Linked DNA regions of Homo sapiens: region 2 is linked to region 1. A link is a loop called in an ENCODE intact Hi-C map of the cell type or tissue named here. Cell type or tissue: heart left ventricle. All regions are shown on one strand. Each heading gives the region's core, and the rest is flanking DNA. Links, peaks and the distances in the headings are about the cores only. Region 1 overlaps GSAP (gamma-secretase activating protein). Region 2 overlaps CCDC146 (coiled-coil domain containing 146).

Region 1 (12,724 bases), core at 2,920-10,919:
TTATGCTGAGAAATCTGCTATTAATCTAATGGGGTTTCCCTTACATGTGACTTGACAGTTTTCTCTTGCTGCTTTTAGCACTCTTTATTGTTGCCTTTTGACAATTTGACTACAATGTGCCTTGGAGATTACCTGTTTGGGTTGAATCTATTTGTGGTTCTTTTCGCTTCCTGGACCTGGATGTCCACCTCTCTCTCATGACTTGTGAAATCTTCTATTCATTACATGTTTCCCTCACCTTTTCCCTTCTCTTCTCCTTTTGGAATGCCCATAATATGATTATTTGTTCACTTAATAGTTTTCCATAAATCCTATAGGCTTTCTTCATTATTTTTTATTCTTTTTTCTTTGTCTGCCTGTATTATTTCAGAATACTTGAAGTTTAGAAATTCTTTCTTCTGCTTGGTTTAGTCTGTTGTTGCGGTCTTCAATTGTGTTTTTCATTCATTGAATCCTTCAGCTGTAGGATTTGTTTGGTTCTTTGTTGGATTTTCATTCAAATCATGAATTGTTTTCCTGATTTTGTTGAATTATGTATCTGTATTGTCTTGAATCTGAGTTTCCTTAGGATTATTATTTTGATTTTTTTTGGCATTTCCTATATTTTGTTATAATTGGGGTCTGCTACTGGAGAATTGTTTTCCTTTGAAGGTGTCATGTTTCCTTACTTTTTCATGTTTGATATGTCCTTACATTGATTTCTATGCATCTGGTGGAAAAGTCAGCTCTTCCAATTTTATGGAGGTTTCATAGGGAAAGACTTATTTGTATAAATGAGTTGTGGAGTGTCGGTTCAATGGAGTGCATTGGCCTTCATTCTAGCTGGAAGGAGTAGTGTGCTATCTTTAAAGTTTCTTCAGCTGCAATCCACACTAGTGATGTTTCTCAGTGGCCTAGGTTGAGAGAGTTTGTGGCAACTGCGGTGGGCTCACCAGGCTATTTTTCAAGTTGAGGGCAGATGCATGCACATGGTGGATCAGCCAACTTGGAGTCTGGCTTGCTGAAGTTGGAGCCACGGAGCTTTTACTTTGGCTAGGGAACACGGGCATGTGGTTGCTCAGTCAGCCTAGGGACGTTTCTGCCAGGGGCAGCCAACTGTTTCAGGCTGTTTCTCACACCCTGAATGCAGGCACAATGCTGCATGGCTGGCCTAGGGGCACATTTGCTTAGAGTGGCCTACGGGGCTGTTTATCATCAGGCCTAGGGCACAGGTGCAAGTCTGCTTGGCAGGCCAGGACATGTGCTTATGAGGAGTGGCCCATGGGGCTGTTTTTCAGGCCTGGTATGCAGACACACAGCTCCTCAGCTGGCCTGGAGGCATGTTTGGTAGGGACACCTCACAGGGCTGTTTCTCAGACCTGGGACATGGTCATACAGCATCTCAGCTGGCCTGGGTATGTGTCTGCTGAGGGTGGTCCACGGGACTGTTTCTCTGGCTCAGGACACAGGCATATAGCTGCTCAGCCAGCCTGGGAGCAGCCCATGGAGCTGCTTCTCAAGCCCAGTATGTGGGTGCAAGGCTGCTCAGCTGGCCTGGGATCATGTCTGTTAGGGGTAGCCCATGGGGCCATTTCTCAGGTCCAGTTCGTGGGCACAGAGCTGCTCAGCTGGCTTGGGGGTATGTCTGCCAGGGGTGGGCCCAGGGCTGTTTCTCAAGCCCATGATATGGCTGCATGACTGTTTAGCTGGCCCAGTGGTGTTTCTGGAGGGAAGGGGGTGAAAGTATCTTTATTTCATACTGGTAGCTGTTATGAATTTTATTTTGCAACTCTGGGAGTGAGAAATATTCCATCCCTTTATTTTACTAAATTCATCTGTACAAGGTCCTAATCCTGCCAGATTTAAAAGAAATTTAATGTCTCCCAGCCTAAATCTTACCTGCTTGGTGAGTCATAAAGCAATTACTTGGGAGTGCCTTTGAAAATAAGAAATACTGCATATTTAAACATAGTTCCTGTATTGTAGGAATTAGTAACCTCATTAGGGATTCAAAAATACCCACAAAGGAAGTTTGAGCAACCTAAGAATGGAAAACTAACATCACAAAGGGAAGGATAGTTTAGTTAAATATTACAATGCATGGTACTGACTCAGAAGGAAGATGCCACCAGGTGCTAGAATGACCTGGATCACAGAACTGTTTATCTGACCCTTAAGCATGAATAAGATTTTAACAGACGAGGGAATCCAGGTGTGGGAAATAATAACCTAAAGAAAGGCTTGGAACTAAGACAAGAATTGTGTTCAAGGCCCAGTGAACTGACCTGGCTGGAAGAAAATGTTCCTATTATACAAGGCAGGAATTTGGGACACCTTGAATGTCAAGGAGTTTGAATTTTATCCTATAATGAATAGCAAGTTATTAAAGGATTATGAGCAGAGTGACCAGATCAAACTAGTGTTTATCTCAAATATGTTTCAGATAAATTTAGACCTTAGGGAGCAACTAAAACAATCCAGGTATGCAAAGAAATGAATGAAAGCAGGGATTGAAAGATAATGACCTTATCAAGAGAAAGAATCAGCATTGCATTGACTAGGCTCCAAGATTTTGAGTATTGGTAACAATGAAGTATTTGACCAAAAAGGGTAATTCTATGAGAGAGGACAATTTTTAGAACAAAATGATTTTAGACAGGAAGTTGAATGATCATACCAGCTAATGATATTTATAATCATTAAAATCTCAAGTTCAGTCTGAAGACAGAAAAGCAAAAGGTTGTGGGCTGACCTTGGGCTGCAACTGTATTTATGGGTTAGAATGAAATCACTATGGAAAAGCGAAAAAAAGAAATGGTACAATGAGTTAGGTGTCACATGGGGGCCTTTGGAGAAAATGTTCATAGACGCATGATTCTTGGCTTCAATAAGAAGGCTACATTCAAAAAACAGGGAAAGTCAGGCCAAAACTATGTTTTCAGGTTTTTTAATGACTGACAAAATATTCCTAAATCAACCTTTTATAAATAAAAAAAAATAAATATGTTTCATCTGAATTCACAAAGACAAACCCTGCTGCAAATACTAAGTACAAATTATTCTGTACTGGACATGGCAAATCTGATTTAGTACAAATTCAGTTTTTAAAAGGACCCTCTTTCCAAATAGTGTTCTTATGTAACATTTAATTTTTATGCCTATTATTTCAATGACACACCTAGTTTTTGCTTTTCTAAGCACTGTTCCCTACATTTTTAAAGCATATTTTATTTCAGAGTGCAACAGAAACTAGCTTGTGGCCTATTAAGCTACTAGGAAGAGCATCGTTTATGCCACTGTATGCCTTCTTAGGCCATTTATCATTTCTCTACACTTGATTGCTCACTGGCTATTCAAAATTGGAATGTGATACAGCAGTTCTGTCTGAACGTGTACCAACCTGAAACTCACATGGCTAAACAATTATGGCTAAACTATTTTTGTTACCAATTTTAAATATTGTTAAAGAATTCTCAAAGGAGTAAGGTTAATGAGCAAGATTAAAATGGCAGCAGCAGATCCAATTGCGTTTTCTTTTTCATAAGCCTAAAAGCATCGCGGTGTGTTTCAGAGCTGCTTCCTCTACAAATTCTGCATCCACATTGTCATGTCCTTCAAAAGGATACAGGGCTGGAAAAAAATGGGGAGAGGGCAGGGAAAAAGGGTTACCATGGGTCCGTGAAACATTTATAACTTTGTGCTCACAGCTCATTAAAATCATAATTGTATTTTAGTAAAATGAATTTTTTAAGAATGTGTTCTTAAATTTAAACTTCAGCACCAAGAACATTTGCATCAACCAAATGGGCTTTAAACCTCTTGACTCTTTTAAAACTTCAGAGGTGATTATTTGGTAATTTACTCTAGGTAGTAAATTTGGTACTGCTAATGTAAACCAATTGCTATAAGGGTCTACTTGTATGTTAAAAGGATTTTGGAAAGAAGACAAAGAAGTGAATAGGGAAGGACTGATGTGTCAAGGGAAAAGTGGTAAGACCCTGAGAACAGGGGAGTAAATTACCTTGATTGGAGGACTCTATATCTGTCAGAATTTCAATGAAGTAGTTCAGAGGCAGAAATTCTACACTGAACGATGACTTGTTAATCATAGAATTCCGAGGCTAAAAGGGAAACCACTTCTGGTGTAAGCTGATTCTCCACAATAAGCACAATTTTAAAATAAAGTGATAAGAACTGTAATTGCTGTCCATACAGATATGTTGTCACGGGCAAACAGGATCCTAAAAACATTTAGTTGGCTGTGCTTTCAGAGAAACTCACCTGTTTCTTATAGTTCTGAAGCAGTCGCGTCACGTGGTTCCGCGAAATGATGTTAGAACTCATAGGATGATCCCAAAGTCTACAAATCTTCTGCCCAATAAGCTATTATGCAAATTGAAAAAAATGTAGCGAATACCACACACTATATTAAGTAAACACACCTTATATCTATTCATAATTTTAAAAGTATTATTCCAAAGTAGCTGGTTAGTCTCCAGGCCCTTGATGATTAAGGACCCTTGGAGAAATGCCATGTTCCTATGAAGTTTCTATGAGGGAGTAAATACTCTCTCAAACGCTACATTGAGGAAAGTGGTTTATACACTGATGTTGCCAAACCCTTTTACTGAAATGGAGTTTATCTGCTGCTCTTCAAAACCAGAGATGGGCATGCCAACTCTGATGTTTTGACCGGAAACTAAGGGGGGTACGCATGTTTATATCAACTTCTCTGCCATTGTCTTGCCTAGAAAATTTTAATTCCCTAAGAGTACTGGGGAAATAAACAAATTTGGAGACCAAATTAAATATTCAGCAATGTTTCCCAGAGAGATCTAGCTATGGAAAATATGCTTTGTTTTCTATTCTTGCCTTTGCTTCAGTAAGCCTGTGAGTGAGGGGCAAGGGCCACTACAGAGCAGGGCGATTAGGTCCAGAAAGGTAACAGACAGCCGTTCGTGAGAGGACAGTGCCAGAGGTGCAAGTGTGCAAGGCATGTACACAGCAGATGGAGCTGGCTAAGGCTCTCCAGGTCAGGAAGTTTGCAGAGTTAGAGGCTCGGAAGACCTTGCTGTGGAATTTCATATTTTCATAGTATCTCTGACTCTAAGTGTTGATATTCCCTTGTGTTTCTCATTCTTCTTTTGACCTAGGAATGTCTTCCTACCATGTCATATTTTCATAGTATCTCTCACTCTAAGTGTTGATATTCCCTCATGTTTCTCATTCTTCCTTTGACCTAGGAATGTCTTCCTACCATGGTAGAAATGCAGTAAGGGGAAATACAGGTCTAGAACCTTCTGTCCTCACCTGTATTCCAATGTATCCAAGTTAAATCTGTTTAAATGCCAAAAGCACGTTTCCCCTTCTCCCTCCCTCTCAGACTCAGATGTAAATATTAGTGTGGTTTCCTAAGAGGCAAAAATGGCTTAATGTTCTCACTGGACTGTGCCAAGGCAGTGCAGAGCCAGAGAGCAAGTGCTTTGTAGGCCAAGTGGGAAACAGCTAACAGAGGGCTGGGGACGGGTGGGATTTCTTGGAAGTGTTGAAAAGTGAAACAATTCAATTGACTTTAACCCAAAGCAAGTAAATGCTCTTTTTGCAAGAAGAAATTGAAGGAGGGTAATGCCAAAGCTTAGGGAGAAAATAAAATGTAACTCAGTATTACCGGAGGAAGCCGCACAATGATACTGAATTTCAGTTTTTCATTTTTCTCTGTATTATCCAGATCTACAAGAAAGTTAGAGATTAGCAAATGAAACAAATACCCATTTTGATACTTTAGCAAGTTAATATTAATACTTGAGTGGTTCATCTTGATAGGACATATCCCAACTGTGTATTCTCAAGCTAATCTAACAGCATTTTGGAAATTTTACTCTGACTCTCTGAATAAAAAGGGATTTTTCTATAACAGGCTGCCAGGTACAAAGCAATTTTATTGACTAACTTAAAACAGAAGGTACCTTGAGGAATGACAAATGCTTTCATATAAACAAAAATCATCTTAAAATACAATTGAATAATTTGAGTGATTATACTACAGAATTTAAAGTTCAAATTCATTTAATTGCCCCTCTCAATAATTTTCCTTGCATTTCTAGTCTAACTTTGAGATGACAGAGTTAATCAGCTGAAAATAAGCCATTTCGTGACATTTTCTTGAGAAACAAGCCTGCAGAGGTTCCTAGCCTCAAGTGCCCTCTTGCACAGAAAAGGAATCTAATAGTTGTATGTGGATTGAAAAGTCCCTTAGGACCTCGTGAAGGGCTCAGAAACCTTAAATTGGCCCAAAAGATGATTACAGGGAATGGATTGTGCTCACAGGACCAGCTGTATAATTTGTGGGGCTCAGCACAAAATGAACACGAGCAAGCCCTCGTTCAAATACTACTAAGAATTTCAAGATGTAATGCAGCATTAAACTGAGCAGGGCACTCTTCTGAGTGCAGCCAGGCTCTTGGTGACTGCACAGGTTGCACACCCAAGAAGCTAGCCTTGGTGGTGCTCAGGCTGGAACTAGCACTCTGGCAAACTCAGGGCTTCTTACCTTTCATGAGCCTTATGACAGCTGTTTCAGTGAGAAGCAACACTCCACTGTCAATGCAATGCAGCAGGTTATGCAAAGGGAGACACTGGACCCCGAGGATGGTGTGCAGAGTATGAAAACCTAGGATGAGAGATCTGGAGGGTAAACACAGTCAGCCAACATCTCCAGCAGCCCCCGGGGAATGGATTAGATCATGTTAATAAAGCACTTAGTTCAGTGCTTGGTGCCTGGAACCAACTGAATTTCTTGAAAACAAGGTCCAAGTTTCCTTCTCTGTATTATTCGTAACTAAATATCACGCTGGGTCTATAGTAAGTTTCCGGTAAGTATACATTCCTTGCTCCTTGGGTCTCTTCCTGCACAGAAACAGAGCAAGGGCCTGCTCAATGGTTTTACGGTTTGATATGTTTGTGATTCTACAGTAAGATAGCAAAAGAGTACAGAAGCATTTCAGATTTCGTATGTCCAGACTAAAAGGTTGTTGGGATGAGGACCATTTTGCTGAAGGGAAACAAATTTGGACCAGAAGGCAATAGTTTATATGGCTTATCTCTGGGTATGCCCTAGAGAAAGGCTTTTAGAGTCTACTTGGACTAAAGTATAGAAAAGAAAGAATTAAGACAATATGGCCAGATAGTAAATTTATAGGAATTCAATTGAGAGGCAGGCATTCTCAAGCCTGTCTCACGGGTAGAGCTACCCACAGAAACCCAGATCTCTAAGTATACTACTACTGACAACAGATAAAAACATCATGCATGGGAGAAGGTATCAGACCAGGAGAGAATCAAAACAGCTCTCTTGGAAGTGATGGCATTTGCGGGGAGCTTCAAAGGACAGATGCAATTCCTATCAGTGGAAATGAGTGCGGACAGTAGAAAAAGCCAGGTTTGGCATGAGCAGCCCTAGGCCAGAATCCAGCTGTATTACTCACCAGCTGCAGGCAACTAAGCCTTTCTGAGCCTCCATTTCTTCATCTCTAAATTGGAACCACCAGTACCTTTCCCACAGGGCTGCTTTGAGAACTAGAGCCAGGTCTGTGAAGAGCCTAGCATGCAATATAACAATAGCGACCCATACTGGACATGTACCAAGGCTTTCAACCTGTGTCCTGGCTCATCTGATCCTCATACAAAAGTATGGGGTGGGAATTACTAGATTCCCATTTCATAAATGGAAAAACCAAAAGCCAAGATTCACAGGAGCTAGGCAACTTGCCCAGGATCACAGAAATAATAATGTGTAAGTTGAAATTTGCATCAACTGTGTGATTGTAGGGTAGGCTTTCAACCATAATGTCACTGTTAATAACTGGCAGCTGTGTTAATAGAACATGAACAGAGGTCCGAAGATGAGAAAGCACAGGGCATATTCAGAAAATAGTAAATGATCCAGCTGGGTTGGAATCATATTAGAGGAGAGAAAGATTAAGAGGTAAGGTTGGAAAAGCTAATTTATTCAGCACATCCCTTCCACACACCTGGCAAGGGGCTAAGAGTATAAAAATGAGCAAAACAGGCACAACTGCTGCTCCCATACACCTTGCAGTCTGCTGGGGGAGGCAGACAATCAATTACAAAAAATAGACATTTTTAAAAATGTGACCAGTTCTGTGCTTATGAGTGCAGGTGACAGAGGTTGAATGCTGAATGATAGAGATTTATTAATTTGAGAGACTTTGAGGAGGTAATGAAAGTTTTTAAGCAGAACAGAAGATTTACCATTGGGATATTAATATGGCAACAGGCAAAGAATGAGTTGGAGTAATAATTTGCTACAGAAGGTATGAAGACCTGTAGAGAAGCTATTGCCTGAACGTGGATAAGAGGTAATGGAGGCACTGAATCAGAGAGGCATGGTAACATGTACAGGCTTTGCAACTCATTGAATGTGGGAATGACTGACAGAAGAATCATAGCCTACTCTTGGGAAGGTACCTGACAAAAGGATGATGCCCAACGAGCAGGGCTTGGATTCAGAGAAATCATGGGATTTTCTCTCTCTAAACACATGAATCACAAGCCATGGGGCACAGTCCTAAGTCCTTGTAACATCAAGGGTCAGATGAAGTACAGGCTCTGCCCACAAGCATGTGTTAATGGGCTAACAGGATGAGTCCACTAGCTTCCCTGAGTCCAAAAAAACTCCACTATTTTACTAGTTAATTAACAACAACGTTTTTCAAATGGATTTGGAAATTCTTCACAAAACTATTAGTAAAAAGTTACAAAATTATTTCTGAAGAAAAGTTTACACTAGATTATTGATGATATTGATTTTCTGGATTCAAATTTCCCTCTCCAGCCCTGTGTTCATATGCTAAAGGTCCCTGATGACCCTTCATCCTCTATCCCCAGGGCACAGTCCCAAGTTCAGGGACCTGTTCTTGGCCTCTATACATCAGCTCTGAGCAACAGAGCAAATTGGCTATAATTAGTCATCAGCTCCACCCAACTTTAATCCTCATCTTCCAGGGCTCCTGGCCTCCTCTAGCCAGCAAGTGCAATACAGTTCCTTTTTTTAAAAGCAAATGCCCTAGCTCTAAACCCTGACTTCCTTTTTGTGTTCCCCATTCTCTTCTTAACTTTAACCAATTCATGTTACAAGTCTCTGACAATCGTAACTCAAACAGTCATCATTAGTCCAATAGGCCTGGAAAGCAAGCACACTTACGCATGTGCATATAGAAACACCCTGAATTCATACAAGCATGCACATGCACACACACACATGATCCAGTGTCACCTCCCCCCTCTATTTCCATGTCACATGATGGAAATAAACATTCAAGAGAAAAGGAGAGAGCATGGAATACTATGCAGCCATAAAAGAGGATGAGTTCATGTCCTTTGCAGGGACATGGATGAAGCTTGAAACCATCATTCTCAGCAAACTATCCCAAGGACAGAAAACCAAACACCACACATTCTCACTCATAGGTGGGAATTGAACAATGAGAACACTTGGACAAGGGTTGGGGGGGAACATCACACACTGGGGCCTGTCGTGGGGTTGGGGGCTGGGGGAGGGATAGCATTAGGAGAAATACCTAATGTAAATGACGAGTTAATAGGTGCAGCAAACCAACATGGCACATGTATACCTATGTTACAAACCTGCACGTTGTGCACATGTACCCTAGAACTTAAAGTATAATTAAAAAAATGAGAAACACCTTTTCCTTACCTGACCCACAGACACAAGCCATAAGTCTACTTATAATAATTCTCGATCACTATGGATAACATCTTTGTTTTCCCTCCTTATCACTGTGAAGGAATGTGAGTTGGGTAGAAAGTGGATTTTTATGATCTCCAGGCGTAACAATGTCCCCAGTAAGTCAGTTTCATTTATTTTCAAAAGAAGCTTGAATATCTGTAATGAACAAATCTAAAACTGTCAATCCATTTCCCTACCAAATTTTTTGTGTTAACAACAAACAATTAAGAATTTAAGCCACAAAGGTAGTTTTCCTGTAATCCTTCAATCTTTCTAGGGTGTACCTCATAACTCATATTCCATTGGGATAATTTTAAACCATCCATTCCCCTCACAAATGGTCCCTTTCAACTCCTTTTGTACTGCCATACAGACAGACATTAAATAAGGTGGATGAAGAATGAAGGATTCCAAACCGTATCAGATGTGTCATAAATGCAGAGCAGCATATGCTGTAGGGATTCTTTAGGCCCATAAATAGCCCATGTTTCAACATCAACTAATTCAACTGGAATATAAAATTCAAGAAGCAGCATGGATTTTGGAGCCAAACTGCCTGGATTTGAATATCAGCTCTGTCACTTAATAGCTATGTGACTTTAGGCAAATTACTCAACCTTTCTGGCCTCAGTTTCACCATCTATAAAATGGGAATAATATTAAGTGGAACCACATGAAAGTGCCATTTTTGTTGGCCAAAAAATGGTTGGGCACTGACAATTTAATGTGGTCCAACTTAAGTTTCTACCAGTTAAAATTTTATGAAAATTAAGTGTACTAATTTGTGTGTACTTTCAACAGTACGTGGCACAAAATGAGTATCATATATATGTTGGCCTAAAATGAAGCAATGAACAAATGATGAATGGATGAATATATATGAATGAAGTAACTAAATATCAGCTGATATGTAGTTACAGCTATCATAAAGTTTAACACTCATTAGAACTTTATATGCAATAATAAATCCATTCATGTTTAGGCAACTAATCTTCAAAAGCACCAAGAACACACAATGGGGAAAGGATCGTGTATCTCTGATAAATGGTGTTGGAAAAACTGTCCATAGGCAAAAGAATGAAATGGGACCCTTATCTTTACCATAAACAAAATTCAACTCAAAATGCATTAGAAAGTTAAACATAAGACCTGAAACTGAAAAACCCCTAAAAGAAACATAGAGGGAAAGCTTCTTGACATTGGTCTTGGCAATGATTCCTTGAATATGACATCCAAAGCACAAACAATGAAAACAAAAATATGTAAGAGGGACTACACCCAACAAAAAAGCTTCTGCACAGCAAAGGAAACGATCCTGGGCCTGTTGTGGGGTGGGGGGAGGGGGAAGGGATAGCATTAGGAGATGTACCTAATGTAAATGATGAGTTAATGGATGCAGCATACCAACATGGCACATGTATACATATGTAACAAACCTGTGTGTTGTGCACATGTACCCTAAAACTTAAAGTATAATAATAAAAATATATATGTATAAAAGGAAACGATCCAAAGAGTAAAGGCAAAACCTACAGGATGACAAAAAGTGTTTGCAAACCATATATCTAACAAAGAGTTAATATCTAAAACATATAAGGAACTCAAACCTCAATAGCAAGAAAACAACCAGATTAAAAAATGGGCAAGGGACTTGAATAGACATTTCTCCAAAGATTGCAGACAAATGGCCAACACTTATGTGAAAATATGCTCGACATCACTAATCATCAGGGAAATGCACATCAAAACCACAATGAGGTATCACCTCACATCTCTCAGGTTGGCTACTATCAAAAAACCACAATTTAAGTGTTATCAAGAATGTGGAGAAATTGGAATCCTTATACACTGTTGGTGGGAATGTAAAGTGGTACAGCCACTGTGGCGAACAGTATGGAGGTTCCTCAAAAAATTTAAAAAAAAGAATCAATATATGATCCAGTAATCTCATTTCTGGATAAATATCTGTAAGAACTGAAATCAGGATCTTGAAGAGATATGTATATACTCCCATGTTTATCACAACATATTCACAATAGCCAAGATAGGGAAACAACCTAAATGTCTACTGACAGATGAAGAAAGTGTAGAATTTACAATGGAGTATTACTCAGCCTTAAAAAATGAAATCCTGCTCCATGTGACAACATGGATGAAACTTCAGGTCATTACACTAAGTGAAACAAGCCAGTCACAGGACAGATACTGCATGATTCCACTTACATGCAGTATCTAAAGTAGTCAAACTCATAGACACAGAAGGTAGAACAGTGCTTGCCAGGAACCGGGGAGTAGGGGATAAGTAATTGCTGTTCAATGGGTATAAAGTTTCAGCTATGAAAGATGAGTAAGTTCTAAAGACCTGCTATCCAACATTGTACCTATATTTAACAATACTGTATTGTGCATTTAAAAATTTGTTAAGAGGGTAGGTCTCAAGTGTTCTTACACAATAAAAAAATGAACTGATATGTAATGAGCACAAGACAGTTTATAGCTAACAGGGGCTTATTTCTCATAATGGATACTGATTTCTATGTACATCTTCCCAACTAGACTCTTACTAATCTTTGTAATTGCTCTAATTTCTAGCACGTTACCGGTCATGTCATAGTTGCTCAACAAATATTTGTTGACTAAATGAACAAATGACCAATTAAATGAATGACTGCATATACATCTCCCCAGGATGTTTTGTGGCCTGACTTGATCCTATTTAAAAATTCCAAGGGAATTTTTTAGCCTCCAAGCGTATAAGAATCAGTTCAATTCTTGGCACCAAGCCAGACCGACTTCCCAGTGTTAATCTTCAGACATCTCAATCAGATAAACTAGGCCTGGAGACATCAGAGACAGAGCTCCCTGAATTAGTTCTACTAGTTCAAATTATCCTAGAAAGCTGCATGGGGTAAGCCTAGGTTCCCTAAAGTTAGTAATAAGCTACATCATAGTTTAGTAGTCAGAGGAGCTCTGGTC
Region 2 (12,724 bases), core at 2,310-10,309, 170 kb before region 1:
AAGAGGCAAAACACCCAGGATAGCCAACCCAATATTGAAGGAGAAGAACGAAATTGGAGGACTGACACTACCCGACTTCAATACTTACATATAACTCAAATATATGTAGGTTCTGTTGTCTTAGTTCAGGCAGCTGTAACAAAAGTGCAATAGACTAGGGGGCTTAAATAACAGAAATTTATTTCTCACAGTTCTGAGGCTGGGCATTCTCAGATCACAGTATTGCTGGTGATACTGACCATGCTGGCATGGTCAGTTCTGATGAGGCCTTCTTCCTGGTTTGCAGACAACAGTCTTCCTGTTATTCCTCGTATGGTGGAGATAGAGAGGAAGGAAGCTATAAAGCTATAGTAATCAAGACAGTATGGTACTGGCAAAAGAGTGGACAAATAGGTTAATAGAACAGAATAAAGGGTCCAGAAATAGACCCACATAAATATAGTCTGCTGAATTTTGACAAAGGAATAAAGGCAATACAATGGAGTAAAAGACAGTATTTTCAACAAATGGTGCTGGAGGGGGCAGTTGCAAAAAAAAAAAAAAGAGGTATTGGAAGAACTGGACATGTACATGCAAAAAAAAATGAATCTAAACACAGTTCTTCCACTCTTAACAAAAATGAACTCAAATGGATTTTGACCTAAATGTAAAATGCAAAACTATGAAACTTCTAGAAGATAACATAGAAAACCTAGATGACCTTGGGTTTGGTGAATACTTTTTAGATACAACTCCAAAAGCATGATCCATTAAAGAAATCATTGATAAGCTGAACTTCACTGAAATTTAAAAGTTCTGCACTACGAAAGACAATGTCAAAAAAATGAGAAAACCCACAGGCTGGGAGAAAATATTTGCAAAAGGCACATCGATAAAGGACTATTATCTAAAAATACAAAGAACTCTTAAAATTCAAAAACAACAACAAAAAGATTTAAAAACGGGCCAAAGACCTTAACAAAAATCTCACCAAAGAAGATATACAAATGGCAAATAAGCACATGAATACATGCTTCACATTGCAGGCAAATGCAAGTTAAAACAATAGTAAGATACTATCACACACCTATTAGAATGGTCAAACTCCAGAATACTGACAACACTAAAAGCTGACAAGAATGTGGTGCAACAGGAACTCTCATGTATTGCTGTGAAAGTGCAAAATGCTATAGTCACTTTGGAAGATAGGCAGCGTCTTACAAAACTAAATATACTCTTAACATATATCCAGCAATCATGCTCCTTAATATTTACCCAAAGGAGGTGAAAACTTATGTCCATATAAAAATCTGCACATAGATGTTTAAGCAGTTTTATTTATGATTGCCAAAACTAGGAAGCAACCCAGATGTCCTTCAGTAAATGAATGAATAAATAAACTTTGACACATCCAGATGATGGAATATTATTCAGCAATAAAAAGAAATGAGCTGTCAAGCCATAAAAAGACATGGAGGAAACTTAAGTGCATATTACTAAGTGAAAGAAACCCATCTGAAAAGTCTACATACTGCATGACTTCAGCTATATGACATTCTGGAAAAGGCAAAACTGTGGAGACAGTTAAAAAAAGATAGTGATCACTAGGGAGTTTGGAGTGGGTGGAGAGAGATGCATAGGCAGAGCACAAAGGATTTTTAGGGCAGTGAAAATGTTCTGTATGATACTATAACGATGGATACCTGTCATTATACATTTGTTCAGATACCTAGAATGTACAACGCTAAGAGTGAACTCTAACGTAAACGATGGACTCTAGGTGATTATGATGTGTCAATGTAGTTTCATCAGTTGTAACAAATGTGCCACTCTGGTGGAGGATGTTGATGATAGGGGAAGTTATGCACATATGGGAACAAGGAGTATGCTGGAAATCTCTGTACATTTCTCTCAATGTTGCTATGAATCTAAAACTACCCCCACCTCCCAAAAAATAAGTCTTAAAAAATTCACTTTAGAAAAGAAGTAAAATTGTCTTTATTCACAGACAACATGATTAAGTAGAAAATTGTAAGAAATCTATTAAAAAGCTACTAGAACTAAAATGAAATTTTACAAAGTTATAGGATACAAGGTCAAAAACAAAAATCAATTCTCTCCCCTTCCTTCCTTCCTTCCTTCCTTTCTTTCTTTATTTCTTTTTCTTTTTTTTTTTTGAGACAGAGTCTTGCTTGTCACCCAGGCTGCAAGTGGCACAATCTCAGCTCACTGCAACCTCCGCCTCCTGGGTTCAAGCCATTCTCCTGCCTCAGCCTCCCCAGTAGCTGGGATTACAGGCGTGCACCATCACACCCAGCTAATTTTTGTATTTTTAGCAGAGACGAGGTTTCACCATGTTGGCCAGGCTGGTCTGGAACTCCTGACCTCAGATGATCCGCCTGCCTCGGCCTCCCAAAGTGCTGGGATTAAAGGCATGAGCCACCGTTCCCGGCCAATCAGTTGTATTTCTAAGAACTAATAATAGCATTTGGAAACTGAAATCTTAAAGTCACTTACAATAATGTACAGAATATGTAATAATTAGAGATAAACAACAAATATATTCAGGTTCTGTTGTCTTAGTTCAAGTAGCTATAACGAAAGTACTATAGACCAGGTGACTTAAGTAACAGAAATTTATTTCTTACAGTTCTGGAAGCTGGGCATTCTGAGATCACAGTATTGCTGGTGATACTGATCATGCTGGCATGGTCAGTTCTGATGAGGCTTTCTTGCTGGTTTGCAGACAACAGTCTCCTTGTTGTTCCTCACATGGTGGAGTTAGAGAGGAAGGAAACTGTCTTCTGTAACTTCTTTTAAGGCCACTAATCCCATCGTGAGGCTCCATACTCATGACCTAATTACCTCCCACAGGCCCCATCTGGAAATATCATCACATTGGGGATTATGAACTTTTGAAGGACGCATTCAGTCAATAGCACCCGTCCTCTGAAAAGTATAAAACATTACTGAGAGAAATTAAAGCAGAGTTAAATAAGTAGGGGAAAATACCATATTTAAGGAAAATCTAATTCAATACAAGATGTCAAATCTCACATTATTTTTAGTAGACACGTTGATATATTGATATCAATATTGATATATCGATATCACATTGATATATTGATTGATATATATTGATATATTGATTCATCACCATCCCAGTCAAAATTCCATTAGCCTTTATTTTTTTTTATACTTTCAGTTCTGGGATACATGTGCAGAATGTGCAGGTTTGTTACATAACTATACACTTGCCATGGTGGTTTGCTGAACCCATCAACCTGTCATCTACATTAGGTATTTCTCCTAATGCTATCCCTCCCCTAGCCCCACACCCCCTGACAGGCCTCGGTGTGTGATGTTCCCCTCCCTGTGTCCCTGTGTTCTCATTGTTCAACTCCCACTTATGAGTGAGGACATGTGATGTTTAGTTTTCTGTTACTGTGTTAGTTTCCTGAGAATGATGGTTTCCAGCTTCATCCATGTCCCTGCAAAGGACAAGAACTCATCCTTTTTTATGGCTGCATAGTATTCCATGTTGTGTATGTGCACATTTTCTTGATCCAGTCTATCACTGATGGGCATTTGGGTTGGTTCCAAATCTTTGCTATTATTAACAGTGCTGCAATAAATATACATGTGCCTGTGTCTTCATAGTAGAATGACTTATAATCCTTTGGGTATATACCCAGTAATGGGATTGCTGGGTCAAATGGTATTTCTGGTTCTTGATCCTTGAGGAATCGCCACACTGTCTTCCACAATGGTTGAACTCATTTACACTCCCACCAACACAGTAAAAGCGTTCCTATTTCTCCATATCCTCTCCAGCATCTGTTGTTTCCTGACTTTTTAATGATTGCTATTCTAACTGACGTGAGATGGCATCTCGTTGTGGTTTTGATTTGCATTTCTCTAATGACCAGTGATGATGAGCTTTTTTTCATATGTTTGTTGGCTGCATAAATGTCTTCTTTTGAGAAGTCTATGTTTGTATCCTTTGCCTCTTTTTGATGGGGTTGTTTTTTTCTTGTAAATTTGTTTAAGTTCCTTGTAGATTCTGGATATTAGCCCTTTGTCAGATAGATAGATTGCGGAAATTTTCTCCCATTCTGTAGGTTGCCTGTTCACTGTGATGATAGTTTCTTTTGCTGTGCAGAAGCTCCTTAGTTTAATTAGATCTCATTTGTCAATTTTGGCTTTTGTTGCCATTGCTTTTGGTGTCTTAGTCATGAAGTCTTTGCCCATGCCTATGTCCTGAATGGTATTGCCTGGGTTTTCTTCTAGGGTTTTTGTGGTTTTAGGTATTGATGGAATGTATCTCAAAATAATAAGAGCTATTTATGACAAACCCACAGCCAATATCATACTGAATGGGCAAAAGCTGGAAGGATTCCTTTTGAAAACTGGCACAAGACAAGGATGCCCTCTCTCACCACTCTTATTCAGCATAGTATTGGAAGTTCTGGCCAGGGCAATCAGGCAAGAGAAAGAAAGAAAGGGTATTCAAATAGGGAGACAGGGAGTCAAATTGTCTCTGTTTGCAGATGACATGATTGTACATTTATTTATTTATTTATTTATTTATTTATTTATTTATATTATACTTTAAGTTCTAGGGTACATGTGCACAACGTGCAGGTTTGTTACATATGTATACATGTGCCATGTGTACATGTATACATGTGCCATGTGTACATGTATACATGTGTACAATGTGCAGGTTTGTTACATCTGTATACATGTGCCATGTATACATGTGCTGCACCCATTAACTCATCATTTACATTAGGTATATCTCCTAATGCTTTCCCTCCCCCCTTCCCCCACCTTACAACAGGCCCCGGTGTGTGATGTTCCCCTTCCTGTGTCCAAGTGTTCTCATTGTTCAGTTCCCACCTATGAGTGAGAACATGCAGTGTTTGGTTTTTTGTTCTTGCGATAGTTTGCTGAGGATGATGGTTTCCAGCTTCATCCATGTCCCTATGAAGGACATGAACTCATCCTTTTTTATGGCTGCATAGTATTCCATGGTGTATATGTGCCACATTTTCTCAATCCAGTCTATCATTGTTGGACATTTGGGTTGGTTCCAAGTCTTTGCTATTGTGAATAGGGCTGCAATAAACATATGTGTGCATGTGTCTTTATAGCAGCATGATTTATAATCCTTTGGGTATATACCCAGTAATGGGATGGCTGGGTCAAATGGTATTTCTAGTTCTAGATCCTTGAAGAATCACCACACTGTTTTCCACAATGGTTGAACTAGTTTACAGTCCCACCAACAGTGTAAAAGTGTTCCTATTTCTACACATCCTCTCCAGCACCTGTTGTTTCCTGACTTTTTAATGATTGCCATTCTAACTGGTGTGAGATGGTATCTCACTGTGGTTTTAATTTGCATTTCTCTGATGGCCAGTGATGAAGAGCATTTTTTCATGTGTCTGTTGGCTGCATAAATGTCTTCTTTTGAGAAGTGTCTGTTCATATCCTTCGCCCACTTGTTGATGGGGTTGTTTGATTTTTTTCTTATAAATTTGTTTGAGTTCTTTGTAGATTCTGGATATTAGCCCTTTGTCAGATGAGTAGATTACAAAAATTTTCTCCCATTCTGTAGGTTGCCTCTTCACTCTGATGGTAGTTTCTTTTGCTGTGCAGAAGCTCCTTAGCTTAATTAGATCCCATTTATCAATTTTGGCTTTTGTTGCCATTGCTTTTGGTGTTTTAGACATGAAGTCCTTGCCCATGCCTATGTCCTGAATGGTATTGCCTAGGTTTTCTTCTAGGGTTTTTATGGTTTTAGGTCTAACATTTAAGACTTTAATCAATCTTGAATTAATTTTGGTATAAGGTGTAAGGAAGGGATCCAGTTTCAGGTTTCTACATATGGCTAGCCAGTTTTCACAGCACCATTTTTTAAATAGGGAATCCTTTCTCCATTGCTTGTTTTGTCAGTTTTGTCAAAGACTGGATAGTTGTAGATGTGTGGTATTATTTCTGAGGGCTCTGTTCTGTTCCATTGGTCTATATCTCTGATTTGGTACCAGTACCATGCTGTTTTGGTTACTGTGGCCTTGTAGTATAGTTTGAAGTAAGGTAGCGTGATGCCTCCATCTTTGTTCTTTTGGCTTAGGATTGACTTGGCAATGTGGGCTCTTTTTTGGTTCCACATGAACTTTAAAGTAGTTTTTTCCAGTTCCGTGAAGAAAGTAATTGGTAGCTTGATGGGGATGGCATTGAATCTATAAATTACTTTGGGCAGTATGGCCATTTTCACGATATTAATTCTTCCTATCCATGAGCATGGAATGTTATTCCATTTGTTTGTATCTTCTTTTATTTCATTGAGCAGTGGTTTGTAGTTCTCCTTGAAGAGGTCCTTCACATCCCTTGTAAGTTGGATTCCTAGGTATTTTATTCTCTTTGAAGCAATTGTGAATGGGAGTTCACTCATGATTTGGCTCTCTGTTTGTCTGTTATTGGTGTATAAGAATGCTTGTGATTTTTGCACATTGATTTTGTATCCTGAGATTTTGCTGAAGTTGCTTATCAGCTTAAGGAGATTTTGGGCTGAGATGATGGGGTTTTCTAAATATACAATCATGTCATCTGCAAACAGAGACAATTTGACTTCCTCTTTTCCTAATTGGATACTCTTTATTTCTTTCTCCTGCCTGATTGCCCTGGCCAGAACTTCCAATACTATGTTGAAGAGGAGTGGTGAGAGAGGGCATCCCTGTCTTGTACCTGTTTTCAAAGGAAATGCTTCCAGTTTTTGCCTGTTCAGTATGATATTGGTTGTGGGTTTGTCATAAATACCTCTTATTATTTTGAGATACATCCCATCAATACCTAATTTATTGAGAGTTTTTAGCATGAAGAGCTGTTGAATTTTGTCAAAGGCTTTTTCTGCATCTATTGAGATAATCATGTGGTTTTTGTCATTGGTTCTGTTTATATGTTGGATTACATTTATTGATTTGCATATGTTGAACCAGCCTTGCATTCCAGGGATGAAGTCCACTTGATCATGGTGGATAAGCTTTTTGATGGGCTGCTGGATTCTGTTTGCCCGTATTTTATTGAGGATTTTTTCATCGATGTTCATCAGGGATATTGGTCTAAAATTCTCTTTTTTTTTCTGTGTCTCTGCCAGCCTTTGGTATCAGGATGATGCTGGCCTCATAAAGTGAATTAGGGAGGATTCCCTCTTTTTCTATTGACTGGAATAGTTTCAGAAGGAATGGTACCAGCTCCTCCTAGTACCTCTGGTAGAATTCGGCTGTGAATCCGTCTGGTCCTGGACTTTTTTTGGTTAGTAGGCTATTAATTATTGCCTCAATTTCAGAGCCTATTATTGGTCTATTCAGGGATTCAACTTCTTCCTGGTTTAGTCTTGGGAGGGTGTATGTGTCCAGGAATTTATCCATTTCTTCTAGATTTTCTAGTTTATTTGCATAGGGTGTTTATAGTATTCTCTGATGATAGTTTGTATTTCTGTGGGATCAGTGGTGATATCCCCTTTATCATTTTTTATTGCATCTATTTGATTCTTCTCTCTTTTCTTCTTTATTAGTCTTGCTAGTGGTCTATCAATTTTGTTGATCTTTTCAAAAAACCAGCTCCTGGATTCATTGATTTTTTGAAGGGTTTTTTGTGTCTCTATCTCCTTCAGTTCTTCTCTGATCTTAGTTATTTCTTGCCTTCTGCTAGCTTTTGAATGTGTTTGCTCTTGCTTCTCTAGTTCTTTTAATTGTGATGTTAGGGTGTCAGTTTTAGATCTTTCCTGCTTTCTCTTGTGGGCATTTAGTGCTATAAATTTCCCTCTACACACTGCTTTAAATGTGTCCCAGAGATTCTGATATGTTGTGTCTTTGTTCTCATTGGTTTCAAAGAACATCTTTATTTCTGCCTTCACTTCGTTATGTACCCAGTAGTCATTCAGGAGCAGGTTGTTCAGTTTCCATGTAGTTGAGCGGTTTTGAGTGAGTTTCTTAATCCTGAGTTCTAGTTTGATTGCACTGTGGTCTGAGAGACAATTTGTTATAATTTCTGTTCTTTTACATTTGCTGAGGAGTGCTTTACTTCCAACTAAGTGGTCAATTTTGGAATAAGTGTGATGTGGTGCTGAGAAGAATGTATATTCTGTTGATTCTGGGTGGAGAGTTCTGTAGATGTCTATTAGGTCCACTTGGTGCAGAGCTGAGTTCAATTCCTGGATATCCTTGTTAACTTTCTGTCTCATTGATCTGTCTAATATTGACAGTGGGGTGTTAAAGTCTCCCATTATCATTGTGGGGGAGTCTAGGTCTCTTTGTAGGTCACTCAGGACTTGCTTTATGAATCTGGGTGCTCTTGTATTGGGTGCATACATATTTAAGTTAGCTCTTCTTGTTGAATTGATCCCTTTACCATTATGTAATGGCCTTCTTTGTCTCTTTTGATCTTTGTTGGTTTAAAGTCTGTTTTATCAGAGACTAGGATTGCAACCCCTGCCTTTTTTTGTTTTCCAATTGCTTGGTAGATCTTCCTCCATCTCTTTATTTTGAGCCTATGTGTGTCTCTGCACATGAGATGGGTCTCCTGAATACAGCACACCGATGAGTCTTGACTCTTTATCCAATTTGCCAGTCTATGTCTTTTAATTGGAGCACTTAGCCCATAACAAGCTTAATATTGTTATGTGTGAGTTTGATCCTGTCATTATGATGTTGGCTGGTTACTTTGCTCGTTAGTTGATGCAGTTTCTTCCTAGCCTTGATGGTCTTTACAATTTGGCATGTTTTTGCAGTGGCTCATACCAGTTGTTCCTTTCCATGTTTAGTGCTTCCTTCAGGAGCTCTTTTAGGGAAAGCCTGGTGGTGACAAAATCTCTCAGCATTTGCTTGTCTGTAAAGTATTTTATTTCTCCTTCACTTATGAAGCTTAGTTTGGCTGGATATGAAATTCTGGGTTGAAAATAATTTTCTTTAAGAATGTTGAATATTGGCCCCCACTAACTTCTGGCTTGTAGAGTTTCTGCCAAGAGATCCACTGTTAGTCTGATGGGTTTCCCTTTGTGGGTAACCCGACCTTTCTCTCTGGCTGCCCTTAACATTTTTTCCTTCATTTCAACTTTGGTGAATCTGACAATTATGTATCTTGGAGTTGCTCCTCTCGAGGAGTATCTTTGTGGCATTCTCTGTATTTCCTGAATTTGAATGTTGGCCTGCCTTGCTAGGTTGGGGAAGTTCTCCTGGAAAATATCCTGCAGAGTGTTTTCCAACTTGGTTCCATTCTCCCCGTCACTTTAAGCTACACCAATCAGATGTAGATTTGGTCTTGTCACATAGTCCCGTATTTCTCGGGTACTTTGTTCGTTTCTTTTTACTCTTTTTTCTCTAAACTTCTGTTCTTACTTCATTTCATTCATTTGATCTTCAATCACTGATACCCTTTCTTCCAGTTGATCAAATCAGCTACTGAAGCTTGTGCATTCATCATGTAGTTCTCATGCCATGGTTTTCAGCTCCATCAGGTCCTTTAAGGACTTCTCTTCATTGGTTATTCTACTTAGCCATTCGTCTAATCTTTTTTCAAGGTTTTTAACTTCTTTGCACTGGGTTCGAACTTCCTCCTTTAGCTCGGAGAAGTTTGATCATCTGAAGCCTTCTTCTCTCAACTCGTCAAAGTCATTCTCCTTCCAGCTTTGTTCCGTTCCTGGCGAGGAGCTGTGTTCCTTTGGAGGGGGAGAGGTGCTCTGATTTTTAGAATTTTCAGCTTTTCTGCTCTGTTTTTTCCCTGTCTTTGTGGTTTTATCTACCTTTGGTCTTTGATGATGGTGACGTACAGATGGGGTTTTTGTGTGGATGTCCTTTCTGTTTGTTAGTTTTCCTTCTAACAGTCAGGACCCTCAGCTGCAGGTCTGTTGGAGTTTGCTGGAGGTCCACTCCAGACACTGTTTGCCTGGGTATCACCAGCAGAGGCTGCAGAACAGCGAATATTGCTGAACAGCAAATGTTTCTGCCTGATCGTTCCTCTGGAAGCTTCGTCTCAGAGGGGTACCCAGCCGTGTGAAGTGTCAGTCTGCCTCTACTGGGAGATGCCTCCCAATTAGGCTACTCGGAGGTCAGGGACCCACTTGACGAGGCAGTCTGTCTGTTCTCAGATCTCAAACTCCATGCTGGGAGAACCACTACTCTCTTCAAAGCTGTCAGACAGGGACATTTAAGTCTGCAGAGGTTTCTGCTGCCTTTTGTTCGGCTATGCCCTGCCCCTAGAGGTGGAGCCTACAGAGGCAGGCAGGCCTCCTTGAGCTGTGGTGGGCTGTACCCAGTTCGAGCTTCCAGGCCACTTTGATTACCTACTCAAGCCTCAGCAATGGCAGGCGCCCCTCACCCAGCCTCACTGCCACCTTGCAGTTTGATCTCAGACTGCTGTGCTAGCAATGAGCGAGGCTCCGTGGGTGTGGGACCCTCTGAGCCATGCGTGGGATATAATCTCCTGGTGTGCCGTTTGCTAAGACCATTGGAAAAGCGCAGTATTAGGGTGGGAGTGACCTGATTTTCCAGGTGCCGTCTGTCACCCCTTCCCTTGGCTAGGAAAGGGAATACCCTGACCCCTTGTGCTTCCTGGGTGAGGCGATGCCTCACCCTGCTTCAGCTCACACTTGGTGGGCTTCACCCACTCTCCTGCCCCCACTGTTCAACGAGCCCCAGTGAGATGAACCCAGTACCTCAGTTGGAAATGCAGAAATCACCCGTCTTCTGCGTCGCTCATGCTAGGAGCTGTAGACTGCAGCTGTTCCTATTCAGCCATCTTGGAACCGTCCCCTGATTGTACATTTAGAAAACCCCATCATCTCAGCCCCAAATCTCCTTAAGCTGATGAGCAACTTTGTCAACGCCTCAGGATACAAAATCAATGTGCAAAAATCACAAGCATTTCTGTACACCAATAATAGACAAACAGAGCACCAAATCATGAGTAAACTCCCATTCACAATTGCTTCAAAGAGAATAAAATACCTAGGAATCCAACTTACAAGGGATGTGAAGAACCTCTTCATAGAGAACTACAAACCACTGCTCAAGTAAATAAGAAAGGACACAAACAAATGGAAAAACATTCCATGCTCATGGATAAGAAGAATCAATACTGTGAAAATGGCCACACTGCTCAAAGTAATTTATAGATTCAATGCTATCCCCATCAAGCTACCATTGACTTTCTTCACAGAATTAGAAAAAACTACTTTAATTTATATGGAACCAAAAAAGAGCCCATATAGCCAAGACAACCCTAAACAAAAAGAACAAAGCTGGAGGCATCATGCTACCTGACTTCAAACTATACTACAAAGCTACAGGAACCAAAACAGCATGGTACTGGCACCAAAACAGATATATAGACCAATGGAAGAGAACAGAGGCCCCAGAAATAACACCACACATCTACAACCATCTGATCTTTGAGCAACCTGACAAAAATAAGCAATGGGGAAAGGATTCCCTATTTAATAAATGGTGCTGGGAAAACTGGCTAGCCATATGCAGAAAACTGAAACTGGATCCCTTCCTTACACCTTATACAAAAATTAACTTAAGATGGATTAAAGACCGTCAGCTTTTTAAAAATAGAAATTGACAAGCTGCTAGCTTCTCAATTTGGAAATGCAAAGTATCTAGTACAGACAAAACAATTTTGAAAAAGAATTAAGTTTGAGGACTTATAATACCTAATTTTAAGACTTATTATAGGCTGGGTGCAGTGGCTCATGTCTGTAATCCCAGCACTTTGGGAAGCTGAGGTGGGTGGATAACTTGAGGTCAGAAGTTCCAGATCAGCCTATTCAACATCATGAAACCCCATCTCTACTAAAAATACAAAAATTAGCTGGGCATGGTGGTGGGCACCTGTAATCCCAGCTACTCTGGATACTGAGGACAAGGATCACTTGCACCTGGGAAGCAGAGGTTGCAGTGAGCCCCGAGATTGTGTCACTGCACTCCAGCCTGTGACAGAGCAAGACTCTGTCTCAAAGAAAAAGAAAAAAAAAAGCGAGAGAGAGAGAGAGAGAGAGAGACTTAGTATAAAGCTACAATAATAAATACTATATTTTACTAGTATAAGAATAGATACATATGGAACAGAATAGAGTACCAAAATAGACCTACATATATTTGGTCAATTGGTAATTTTTAAAGGTGTCTTGAGAATTCAATGGGAAGAAGATCTTTTTTTTCAACAAATGGCGGGAATAATTGTATATATATGCAAAAAAATGAACATCAACCCTTACCATACACAAAAAATTAATTTGGAATAGATTAAAGATCTAACTATAAGAGTTAAAACTATAAAATTTCTAAAAGGAAATATAGGAGAAAATCTTATGACCTTGGGTTTGACAAAGATTTTTTTTTAATTCAGGATAATCTGTAAGAATTCTTTTATAAAATATAAAAAGTGTGAACCACAAAAGAAAAAAACAATAAATTGGATTTCACCAAAATTCAAAAGACACTGCTAAGAAAATGAAAAGGCTAGGAGACATTGAGAGAAAATATTTGCCAAACATATCTGGTAAAGGATTTATATCCAGCATATACAAGGAACTCTCACAACTTAATAATGGGAAGGCAACCTAATTATGTTTAATGGAGAAAAATATCTGAACAGATACTCTACCTAAGAATATATATAAATGGCAAAAAGAAGTGTATGAAAAGATATTCAACATAGTAATGCCATTTTGGAA

Evidence for each region. A loop is a pair of places that touch in the nucleus more often than their neighbours do. Peaks named below come from ENCODE experiments on the same cell type or tissue, not always from the same donor. Only the 100,000 strongest peaks of a DNase experiment are listed, where the experiment ranks them.
Region 2: a loop joins it to region 1, with 5 times the contacts of the local background. A loop is called at or near these places in 2 of 110 quality-filtered maps.

The regions. Positions count from the first base shown.
Region 1 is chr7:77,307,841-77,320,564 of GRCh38, forward strand. GSAP (gamma-secretase activating protein) reads right to left here. Exons shown (of 31, transcript NM_017439.4): 27 at 6,530-6,649; 28 at 5,648-5,709; 29 at 4,261-4,362; 30 at 4,001-4,100; 31 at 2,911-3,609. The coding sequence ends at 3,518. Among named protein-coding and RNA genes, the nearest start is that of CCDC146-AS1, 65 kb to the left of the region's middle. RefSeq lists an enhancer at 8,252-8,753. In heart left ventricle, for the core only: no CTCF peak of the experiment used is centred there; no DNase peak of the experiment used is centred there; H3K27ac peaks cover 288 bases.
Region 2 is chr7:77,137,762-77,150,485 of GRCh38, forward strand. All of the region lies in intron 1 of CCDC146 (coiled-coil domain containing 146), which reads left to right. The region is part of intron 1 of LOC124901678 (a long non-coding RNA gene); the gene reads right to left. Among named protein-coding and RNA genes, the nearest start is that of CCDC146, 22 kb to the left of the region's middle. In heart left ventricle, for the core only: no CTCF peak of the experiment used is centred there; no DNase peak of the experiment used is centred there.